2 separate regions of the Homo sapiens genome follow, and region 2 is linked to region 1. A link is a loop called in an ENCODE intact Hi-C map of the cell type or tissue named here. Cell type or tissue: endothelial cell of umbilical vein. All regions are shown on one strand. Each heading gives the region's core, and the rest is flanking DNA. Links, peaks and the distances in the headings are about the cores only.

Region 1 (5,000 bases), core at 1-5,000:
ATTGTTATATGATAATGAAAAAATGAGGTATAGAGAAGTTAAGTGAGTTGCCTGAGAAAATGCATAGCTAATAAGCGAACAGAATCAGGATTTGAACTCATGCAATTTGACAATAGAATTTGTGCTCTTAACTAGTATATCATGCTGTCTTTTAAGCAAGGCAAGGGATGAAAATGATGTTTGGATTTAACGATAAGGATTTCATGAAAAGGCAGTAGGGAATAGGATCCATAGTAAAAGTAAATAAAGGACCCTAGGAGGAGAAAGACCTCTATCATTGTCACAGTATGGAAGGAGCAGAGCATGGATGTGCATGCATATAAACTTGTAGGTTTCCTGCTAATCACAACTCCTTCAATATCAATTTCTCTTTCATGGATTCGAAACAGGGACTAAAATTGTCTGTGTTAGCAAGTTACTCCTCATTTAACTTCAACTTTTCTTGGCAATAGGGGAGAGGGAAGAGACTCCTTCTTTCTTTGCTATTGAAATATAGGTTTCTAAGATACTGAGCTGAGAAAGTCTTTCTGGTACCCGTAAAACATGGAGAATTTTTAACTGCTTTTGAAGATTCACATTGGCAACGACCACTGGAAATGAACATAGTCCTTGATATTGTGTGTTGGGGTAAATCTGTATTGGTAGGAAAAGGTCACTATATAAAGATAATATATAAAGATAATAAATGAAACTTTCTGCAGGGGTGATAGTAATTATGATATGCAATATCTCTTTATAAGCAATTGTCTAGAATATGGGCCAGCAAACTCCTGCCAATTTTTGTAAATAAAGTTTTATTTGGAACATAGCCATGCCCATTCTTGACGTACGTCTGTGGCTGCTTTTGCACTAGAATATCAGATCTAAATGGCTGCAGCAGAGACTATAAGGCCTGCAAAGCCTAATATATTTACTATCTGCTCATTTTCAGGAAAAGTTTGCTGATCTCTTTTCTAGAATAATAAAGCAGTAAAAACTTGGAAAAATGTTTTGAGAAAAAGAGAAAAATACCAAAAATGTGGAGACTCAGAGAACTAGAAGATATTAAGAATATATTTTTAATAGAAAATCACTTTACAAACTGATACAGATTGTACATTGATCTCATTTTTATCTAAATGATTTACATAAAATGTTAACAGCAATTGTTATATTTGATTTTTATTTTCTTACTGGTTCTATGTGTTTTCTGATTTTTGTACAATGAACATATATTATTGTGTTAGTAATAAAACTGACTACTAGTAGACCAGGGTGACAACATAGAAGCCCAAGCTAATTAGAATGTGAAGACAATGTGGCAGGGTCAGGCAAAGATGAGGCATCCTGGAAGATGTATAAGGAAAATGCTCAAGTTGCCAAAGAAGTTGGAGAAATATTTTTGATAATGCCACTAAGGACACATTTGGTGTCTTTAATTTCTTATATTTAACCACAATTTACATGGGCTAATATATGAGTAGTCCCTGAAAATGACTTTCCATAAAAAACAACCAAAATGAGTTATATAAATTATAAATCACATTTAGGAACATTTGTAAATGTTCCTTATTTCCTAAGATACAGATTTTTATTAGTTTATACAGATGTTCTTAGTTTTGTGACTTACTGATAATGTTTTATATTAGTGATTTATTTTTAATTAGAAAAATTAAATTTATTTTGCTATAAATAAAGTCTGTACTTTATTATAGAAGTGGAGGACCTTGTTTTGTAAGAAATCACAATTATTTCTTTAAACAAGGCAAAGAAATTTTATTTGGTCAAAAATAATCAGAAATTACAGAAAGCAATATTGAGTGAAGTACTGTTATTAACCAGATGAAACTTAAAGTAGTTTTACTGTGGTATTCTACTGCAACATCTGCACGGTGGCACTACCCAGATGCTCACTATAAAGTTCAATGGCTCCTGACAAGCATTAAGTTCCTTTCAGTGGCTGTACTATGTTAGGAGTCATTGAAACAGAAGAGAAATCAGATTTTACCAAAGTTTATCTCTTAAGTCAACACATTTTTATTTAAATTATCATCATGAATGGTATTTATTATCTCTATAATGACCAAATCAGTTGTTGAGAGCTATCTTAGTATAAAAGCTTAGGATACAAATTACTGGCTTGCCCATAAACTGTCATGCAAAACAAACAAACCAAAGCAAATAACAATTCTAAACCTCTTTTTCTATTTGTCCTTTAAATATAAGTCAAAAAGGCTAGTGGTTTATTAGCTATAACTAAAATATAATTTGTAGGAGGAATTTTTATGTAACCATTGTTAAAAACAAATTAATTCAATAGAGAATGAGCCTCAGAGCAAGAATATATGTGGATATACATAGTGTTTTTATGTGAAATATAAAATTTGAGCCTTTGTGTTAATTAAATATATAATTATTATCTAAAATTAAATAAATATAATTATATATTTAAAATTGTACATACTTGTGCATTATTTTATTCAGCCATTCCACTAACTAGTATGACCATGAATAATGAAATGGTTTTGAATGAAAGAATGTCAGTAATAGGCATATTTACAAGAAATTTCATGTTAATTAAATCCATTATGTTACAGAATTTTTTAAGGAGAAGTGGTAGAAGTCCCACTTATGATTGTTTGACAATGGACTAAAAAAGTCTACACATTGTTGGGACCAAGCATCACTGGCCATAGATGTGTCAGATGTCCTAATGGATCTTATTTATATCTAATTTTTATTATTCAAGTTGATTTTAATCATAATGTAGACCGGAATCTGTTTTTGTTACTTATGCAAGCACTCTCTTTTTTTAAAATTAATGGATTTCTCATTTATTCAGGAAGTCTCTAATGGCATTTGGGGGAGGGGAAGTTTATTAGTTCCTTCCTGAGTAATGCAGTTTTTATTTCTTGTTGAAACTGTGGTCTCAGCCAAAAATCAGTGTTGGGTGGAAGAAAGTATTAATAAAAAAGGGTAGGAGAGAAGGAGGGAAAGAAAGCAGGAAAGGATAAAGGTAGGAAAGGATGGTAAGAAAAGAAGAGAAAGCAAAAAAGGAAAACAAGAAAGTTAACTATACAAACATTTAGTTCACTTGTATAAAAAGTAAATACATTGTAAATTGTTCTGCTGAAACAACAACATCCTGTCCTTATCTCACTTCTACACCCTGCTGCCTCTATTTCCTGCTGCCCTGATGATGATATTTTATTTATATATAAATATATGAAGCAATATGTATATTTTGATGATGTTTGTTACTGAATTTCTAAGTAATTGAAACATAAAGGAGAATTATTCTGGTTATAAATTTTTCTGAGTTTTTATATGATTACTGGAAAATAGCTAGCCATTTCTATAACTTTATAAGTTTACTTCAGTAATGATATTTTTCTGATGCTATGAGTTAAGAAAATGTCCAGCCCAAGTCTGGGGTTTAGGGAGTAGCTAGTATGTAGTGTGTGGAGAGGTGCAGGGTGGAGTGTATCACAATCCTGCTATTTCCCTTATAAAATAAACTTGTTTCTGAAAGATTCTTATATTTTTAGAATTGATCTCTCAGCCTTTGTAATTTTTATAAATATTTAACTTGTCTAGAGAAAATAAAACATAAAAGGTAGTTACAGAGAGTAGGGTCACAAGTGAAAGAATAGGTTTTGCATGTACATTTCGTGTTGGCTCTACTTAACCTTACAATCCATATTGAGGAAGGTAAATTCAATATTGCTGTTAATCAAATCACTGAGCTTAAGTGACTCACCCAAGGCCTCATGGACAATGGACAATTGTTAGGGTTGAATGAGAATTCATACCTCCTCTTCCGATTCTCAGCAGTCATGGAGTCTCATTATCATCCTCATTTCCTGAACTGCTACTGTGCTGGAAGTACTCCTGACAGTTTGTATCCTCCCTCAGAAGCTGTGACCTATTTTTAATGTTGCTTTTTCAGGTAAAGAGATAATATTACATGCTGTGTAATATTATCCATTGCTGTATAAATGGATGAAGAAGAATTTATAAATTCCAGACCTACTTAGCATTTTCATGCTCTTTATAATTACTAAAAGTCTATCACTATTTGAGTCACAGGTTAACTTAAAAAAATTAAAGAATCCAAAACTGTATTTTTGTTCTACCAATTCCTCTTCACATGCACACCTTTACATTATTTTCTGTAAATCCTGTTTTACTTTGGGTTTTTTTTTTTCTTCTTTCTTTTTTCTTTTTTTTTTTTAAGAGACATAGTCTTGCTCTGTTGCCCAGGCTGGAGTGCAGTGGTGTGATCTCAGCTCACTGCATCCTCTGCCTCCTGGGTTCAAGTGAGTCTTGTGCCTCAGCCTCCCAAGTAGGTGGGATTATGGGCATGTGTCGTCACACCTGGCTAATTTTTGTATTTTAGTAGAGACAGGGTTTTACCATGTTGGTCAGGCTGGTCTCAAACTCCTGTCCTCAAGTGATCCACCCACCTGGGCCTCCCAAAATTTTGGGATCACCAGACATGAGCCACCGTGCCCGGCCTTTACTTTGTTTTGACTGTAAATTTCTGGTTTCTTAATACAGTTTCCGATGATAATTAAATATTAGGTTCACTCTACTTCTTAACTATAGATATTTATTCTAAATACATATTATATGAACCCAGCTATGTCATATGGATTTGAGAACTAGCATTAAACATACTTTTAGGCTCTTGTTTGCTTATTTATCTCTCTATACAAGAATTAGCACAAATATTCATATACTCACTAACCAAGATAATGTTATTAATTTTATGCTACAAAACAAAATAAGCCATATCCAATATTTTCCTAATGTCAAGTGAATGTAACTAAAAAAGGAATGTAAGTGAGATCACAGTGTGTGAAGTGTGAGTTGATACACTGATACCTTTTATGATTCAATTAAATGTTTTCTGAAAATAGCCTCTTCAAATTCTTAGAAATTTCCTAAGAAATGTACAATAAGCATCAAAATGTGTAATTACTTTAGATCTATTTAATAGTTGTCAACATTTTAAAATA
Region 2 (6,704 bases), core at 746-5,745, 220 kb before region 1:
TCCCTAGAGGCTTGAGGGAAGGAAGTTCCTGCTGACAACTTGATTTTAACCCATTGAAATTCATGTTGGGCTTCTAACCCGCAGAGCTGTAGAAGAATAAATTTGTATTGTTTTAGGCTAGTAAATCTGCGATAATGTTTTACAGCAGCAGTAGAAAGCTAAAACGAGTGCCTAAATTAGATTTGATAAGAATCTTAATATTTATATTTAACTCAAATGTTTCCAAGTCCCTCACTTTCTGGGTTCAACCTTGTAAAATTGCGGAGCTGGCCCCAACATTTCCAAAGTTTTCCAGAGCAGTAAGGAGCTGACATTCTACTTTGTGGTAGTCCCAGTCCGCTACTATATAATCAAAGTTTTCAATTATTTCCTGAATTTATTATATCCATTTGCTTTATGTTAGCATTTAAGTCGCTACACAGGCTTGCCCAGCTTAACTTTCTCAACTTCACCTCCCACTTGTCCTCTTCATGGATCCTCTACTGCTGCCAAATTGCACCATCGGCACCTCAAACACACTCCTCTGGGCATCTGCTGTCCTACCACCTGGAAAGGTCTATCTCCCCTTCCCTGTGCCCCCAGACTGTGAATAATCAGCTTGTCCCCCAAGGCCTAGTTCAAGCATGGTCAAATCTCCAAAGTGTCCCCTAGCCTCCCCTCCTCAGAACTTCCCAGCATTTCGTCCTTAGCTCTCTTATAACCACCTGTGATCATTTACTTGGAACTTGTCTATTTGAGCACATCCCCTAATTCACTGTGTTGACCAGAAGCTCCTTTGGAGCATAGTGTGTATTGTTTATCTCCATATCCGCCACAGTACGGAGCACAGTGCTTTTCCTATCACAGATGCCCAATACATGCTTGCTGAATGGGGTCATGAAAGCATTTTTGGCTAAATAAATTATTTCAAGCGGAAGTCATTATAACTAACATGATCAATACATACTTCCCTATCTTTTCTTTTTTCTGAATGCCATGGTTCATAGTTCAAAAAGGAACCACCACAATCTCCAAATAACTCCTCCATACTTTCAACTATCATTTAATATTGCATGAGGTGAACACATATCTTTGCGTGCCTGGCTGGGATAGTCTCAGTTTACATCTGTTGTCCTCGCATGGTGATTAATAGTGCAAAAGTGTCTTTGTATGGATGATAAATTGGATGGTCATTTGACTGTTGGAGAACATAGGGTACGAAAGCAGCGTCTGGTTTTCATCCTTTCCTGAGAAGAACAATTGGAAACCAGTTACTCCCGCCAGATGTCCTCTTTGCTCCAGCTCCTTGGCATTTCTCTCCTCTCGGCTTCTCCTTCCATGGCAGCCCTCAATGCTTGGGTCCACCCGTCTGTGTCTCTGCCACATCCCTGCTTCCCAGTCTTGATTTTGTCCAGGAGTGTGTCTGCAGTGGCAGGATCAGAGGAGGGAGCAGAACGAGGAAGACGGTACAAATCCCAAGCTAGCTGCTCTCTTGTCACTCACCATTTATGTGTCTCCAGCCTGTCCTCCTGGTCTCGTCTCAGTGTTCCAAGGCATCATTCCTTGCCTTTATCATTCTGTTCCTTATCCTTCCATGCCTGGTTCTGCTTTGTATGTCCCAACAATACCCATCACTAATTCTAGTCCCTGACTGATATCAAGGGAATGATCACCAACATCCCTCTTACCTTCAGGGTAACCCTTAATCTCACAGTGGAAGAAGTGCTCCTAATATCTTAAATCGTCACACATCATATTTTTCTATAGCAGCAATTTCCAAAGCGTGTTTTGGGGAACTGTAGTTTGGGGTGTTAATATGTTTTACTCACTAAAAAGATTTCAAAGTCAAATAAAGTTGATGAATTCTCAATGGAACCATTTTAAGCAGTTTTCTTTTCTTTAAAGAAAACTTAAAGCCTTTAATATGCAAATGTACATTACAAATCTCTGAGAGGGATATATGATATTCTATGTTTCTCAAACTTATTTGACCTTGAAACTTTTTTCCTTGAAACTTTCTTGAGGGAATATTGCTCTGTGAAGCATATTTTGTTTTAAAGTAACTTACTTAACTCTTGTGGATCAATCATAGGTTTTTGAGAATGGACACAGGGGTCTATAGAATATAATAGGCATGATTGTTCTAGTGGGACAATGCATTCCAATATCTACAACCACATTTTTGGAACCTAGAAGGTCGTGAAGGGGAAAATTGTATATAAGACCCTTCCAGCTAAGAACTGTGCGACTGTCCAGAGAGCAGAGGCAGACAATCAAGCAGAAAGCATCTAGGACCATGGGTCAGAAGAGCTGGTATCTAGTCTCAACTTCACAACTGTTAGCTAGGTATTCCCAAGCAAGCTTCATCCATTTTTGTCCTCAGTTTTTTCATCTATTAAATGAGACAATTCATGATGATATTAAAATAAAAAATAAATAATATCACCTCAACATATGTCACAGGAATTTTAGGAAGATCAAAATAAATAATTATTTGAAAGGACTTTGAAAACAGTAAGGCTTTTGTGAGTGAGTACATCTAAAAGTACCATTATTATTATTATTATTCGGTACAGGGTCTCACTCTGTCCCCCAGGTTGGAGTGCAGTGCAGTGGTGTGATCTCGGCTCACTGCAACCTCCACCTTCCAGGTTCAAGAGATTCTCCTGTTTCAGCCTCCCAAGTAGCTGGGATTACAGGCACGCACTACCACAGCTGGCTAACTTTTTGTATTTTTAGTAGAGACAGAATTTCGCCATGTTGGCCAGGCTGGTCTCGAACTCCTGGCCTCAAGTCATCCTTCTGCCTCAGCCTCCCAAAGTCCTGGGATTACAGGCGTGAACCACCGAGCTGGGCCTATTTCTTAATTAACTTGGTTTTCTAATAGGAATAAAGATGCAAACCCACAGATAACGTTCAAACCCTACTTTTTTTTGCAAAATGCTTCGATCCAAATAATTTTCCCCAACATAAAGCACAATTAATAAACTAATTTCACTTTTTTTCTCCTTCTAGATCTTCACTGAGGTGGAGGAGCAGTGCAGTGGCCAAGAGAAAGATGGGATTGACAGAGGGAAATAAAAAGAACTCTGATATGTAATAGACTGGATAATCAGGATACAGTAGGCCATGGTCACATTTGAGCTCCAGGTGGTGTCTGATTGACTTGGAAACAGTACAATAGGGGCAAATTTTACCCTCACATTTCCTGGCAACTTTGGGTTCAAAGATATTAGCTGTTACTTGACATTCCCATTGGCAAAAATGAAGGGCATGCCTCTGTTGACAAAGCATGAAACGTCATCTGTTGTGTCTGTAATGCCATAAATGAGTCATTGATTCCACAGAAGAGCAAGAAAAAAGAGCAGGAAGGGCAGGAAATGTTAGTTACCATATTTCTCCATCATCCATGGCATGTGATGGGGCAGAACATGTCACCAGGCAACAGTAACATGGGGCTGTTTCTTGGCCTCTCAGCTCCAGTACTGGGATAATCTATTAAATCGTCTCACAACTTTCTGGGTATTCTTGAGCCCTATTCATCCTCTTTGGTTCAGAAACTGATTTAGAGAAGAGGGACTCTGAGTAATCTGTAAAGTATTGTTTATCTATAAGACTTTGGTATGCTAAGCCTGAATCAGCAATTAGGTTTAATGCCTTGCTATATTTGCTTGAAAATGAAACCTGTAGCAAAAGTGAATGTGCTATGCTGAAAGAGCATTTAAAAAATAATCTCAGCTGGGTGTGGTGGCTCATGCCTGTAATCGCAACACTTTGGGAGGTCAAGGCAGGAGGAATGCTTGAGGCTAGGAGTTTGAGACCAGCCTGGGCAACATAGTGAGACCCTATCTCTACAGAAAATACAAAAATTAGCCAGGCATGGTGGCACAAGTCTGTAATCCCAGCTACTCGGGAGGCTGAGGTGGGAGGATCACTTGAGCCCAGAAGGTCAAGGCTGCAGTGAGCCGTGTTTGCACCACTGCACTCCAATCTAGGCACCGGAGTGAGATCCTGTCTCAAAATAATAATAATAATAATAATAATAATTTAAAAATAATCATAATTGTTTGTTACTCTAGTGATACAAGCCATGGATGATAGTAGGAAAGTGAATTACACAGGCAAACATGGATAAGGGGGGTACTGCATTATAAGAATCACATGCATTTAGGATAAGGGGCTACTTGGAGAAGGGGAGTTTCTGTGTAAATAACACAAATAGAGAGATTTTCTTTAACTCATCTGGTTGCTTTTCCTTACTAGAACCTGTACTTTGAATATTCCTTTGTTTTTTTTTTTTACTTTTATCATTTGATGTAAAGACACTAACATTTTATGAAAAAGCATGGCTTACATGGGACTCTTTCCAAATAGTTTTATTTATATATTACCACTTTCATTTGTTATCTTTCTTTCTAAACAAAGAGTCTCAAAGCATATTACGACACCAAATTCATTAATCTGAACGTATGGTGAACCACTTGTTTGCCATTTCTTGAAAACAATTACTCTTGCTTTTACCTCCCCATAGTGATTCAGTGTTAAAAAATGGTAACAGAACCCAGTCCCCTTTATTCCCCTGCTTCAGGTCCAACTTTGATTACTTAGCACATGCCACCAATTCTAGGCATTAAATTGAATTTTTCAACAGTGAATCAATTAGCACACATTCTTTGTTGTGGTTGAGGAGGGGGTGTCAATAACAGAGAAACAAGATGGAGAAGAGTTGAGGGAAACAGGTTATTTTATCTTTCAAAGACAAAGTTCTGTGCGAGGAAGCTTCTTGGTGCTCATTAGGAACACAAACCTCCATACATGCATGAAGAATGGGAGCAAAAGGAATTTTAATCGCTTTTTCATGAAATCTGACCCAGAGTTGAACAAAGAGAATTCTAAATCTTTTGCATATGCCATTTTTTAGGGGCAGACATCAATCTTTTTCCCCCTTCTCTTGTGTTCCTTGAACAAAAAGAATTATTGAAACTGAACTTGTTCAGGTTTTTATAAATCAGGATGTCAACAAATACAAGCACTAGTCTAGTTACAACGAGAGACTGTAGTTTCTAGAATAAAGCTAACCTGTTTTTTTTTAAGCTCTACAAAGAACGCATTGTTTATTCTCATGTAGAAACGTCATGTAAAGCAGCTCTCTGTCAGGTATTCTATTTTTATTTAGTTGTTTCATAACTCAATTATAATGTTCCCCTTTACCTAATAATTAGGAGATATAGAGTAACAAGGCTGGAAACCTCTTCTTTTCTCCACTGTGTGTCAGTTACATTTCCAGATTGTTAATGGATAGCAGGTTATGCCTGTGTAGGTGAGTCCTCGTCCCTGCTGGCCTGGCAGCTTACCCCTGCACAGTAGCAAGGGTCAGCTCGTGGAGACGGGCCCGGCTAGAGGCCTAAGCAGGAACTTCCTGCCATCTGGAAGAGTCCGGGGCACAAGGAAAGATGTCAGCAATAGGTGCTCATATGACTCTTTAGCTCCCCTGGGAATACCAGTATTTCTCCTAGTTCCATGATTGGGAAAATTTAACACCCACTACCGGTAATTTGATGCACACGTTTCGGTGTCTGTATTTGGTGGCATTTCACTCTTACAGATACATGCCTAGGTTTTTGTGGCCACTTACTACCTTTTGAACACCCTTTCTGTGTTTCAGGAATCCCCCACAGCAGGAGTCCGGCCTTTCCAAAGTATGAACCCCAAACACATTTTCCCAGCTTCTCTTATAGCAAAGTTGCACCCTTAAATATATATACATATATTTACACACATGTGACCTAGACCCAGCCAGTGCACCTTAGCTGGAGAGATTGTTTTGGAAAAGAACAATGAGAGGAAGTAGGTGCTGCTCAGAATCCATTTTCTGGCAAAGGTGACGGTTGAGCTTCTAGCTGTGGGGGACGACATTGGCAGACGGTCTGGTGTCCAGTGCCTAGTGGTAGCGCTCATCGTGATAGAGGGGGAGGGCCACAGGGGTCTTCTTGTTATACTCATGATGGATACTGTGCCTAAGACCAAGATTTTCTTTACGATTAAAAACAGTTACAGGCATCTAATGTAATTGTTCATTAAACATAGACACTTCTAAAATCAAAGCATTTAACTTAATTTGTTGGATTTTTAAAAGTTATTTTTAAATAACTTTTAAAATAACTCCTAAAACTATTAAGATGGTAGCTTTTATGTGTATTATTTTCCATAGGCCAGTAATACAGCTTGTTATAAAGAAACTCAAGGACCAAAGTGTTTGTGGGAAACTGGCCTGGTCTGGTTAGTCTTGAGATATTTTGGGGGCACATATGGGTATATATTTAGTTTAGATATTATAATTTACCCATTTCTGAACCTCCTTCCTCCTTTTTCCTCCATTCTCTTTTCACCCTAGCATTATTACACCAATCTGTTTTTTCTGGGCCTGAGTGGACAGAGCTCTCTGAAATATAGCATGGCTTGTAGGCAGAGCTCCATTAGTTGGGTTGGGAAAGGGGTTACAATGGGACGTACGAAGTGAAAGTGGAGCAGAAAACCCCATATCCAAATTTTGGTGAAAAATACATTTTTTGAAGTTGATGCTATTTGTAATTTTCTAAATAATTTGCATTTTATGAAAAAATAATATTTTCTAAGAATAGGTCAATTAGTTTAAAAAATACAGTCATTATTGGGCCATGATAAATGGATCATGACCATGCTTGACACTATGGAAATAACTGCTG

The links. A loop is a pair of places that touch in the nucleus more often than their neighbours do. Peaks named below come from ENCODE experiments on the same cell type or tissue, not always from the same donor. Only the 100,000 strongest peaks of a DNase experiment are listed, where the experiment ranks them.
Region 2: it touches region 1 in a loop (9-fold over the local background); 1 of 110 quality-filtered maps calls a loop at or near these places.

What each region holds. Positions count from the first base shown.
Region 1 is chr5:81,551,853-81,556,852 of GRCh38, reverse strand. The region is part of intron 4 of SSBP2 (single stranded DNA binding protein 2); the gene reads left to right. Among named protein-coding and RNA genes, the nearest start is that of ACOT12, 160 kb to the right of the region's middle. In endothelial cell of umbilical vein, for the core only: no CTCF peak of the experiment used is centred there; DNase peaks (open chromatin) are centred at 2,882 and 3,772; H3K27ac peaks cover 2,738 bases.
Region 2 is chr5:81,765,954-81,772,657 of GRCh38, reverse strand. It overlaps LOC107986384 (a long non-coding RNA gene), which reads left to right. Exons shown (of 3, transcript XR_001742518.1): 3 at 2,995-3,496. Among named protein-coding and RNA genes, the nearest start is that of SSBP2, 18 kb to the right of the region's middle. In endothelial cell of umbilical vein, for the core only: no CTCF peak of the experiment used is centred there; a DNase peak (open chromatin) is centred at 3,307; H3K27ac peaks cover 1,319 bases.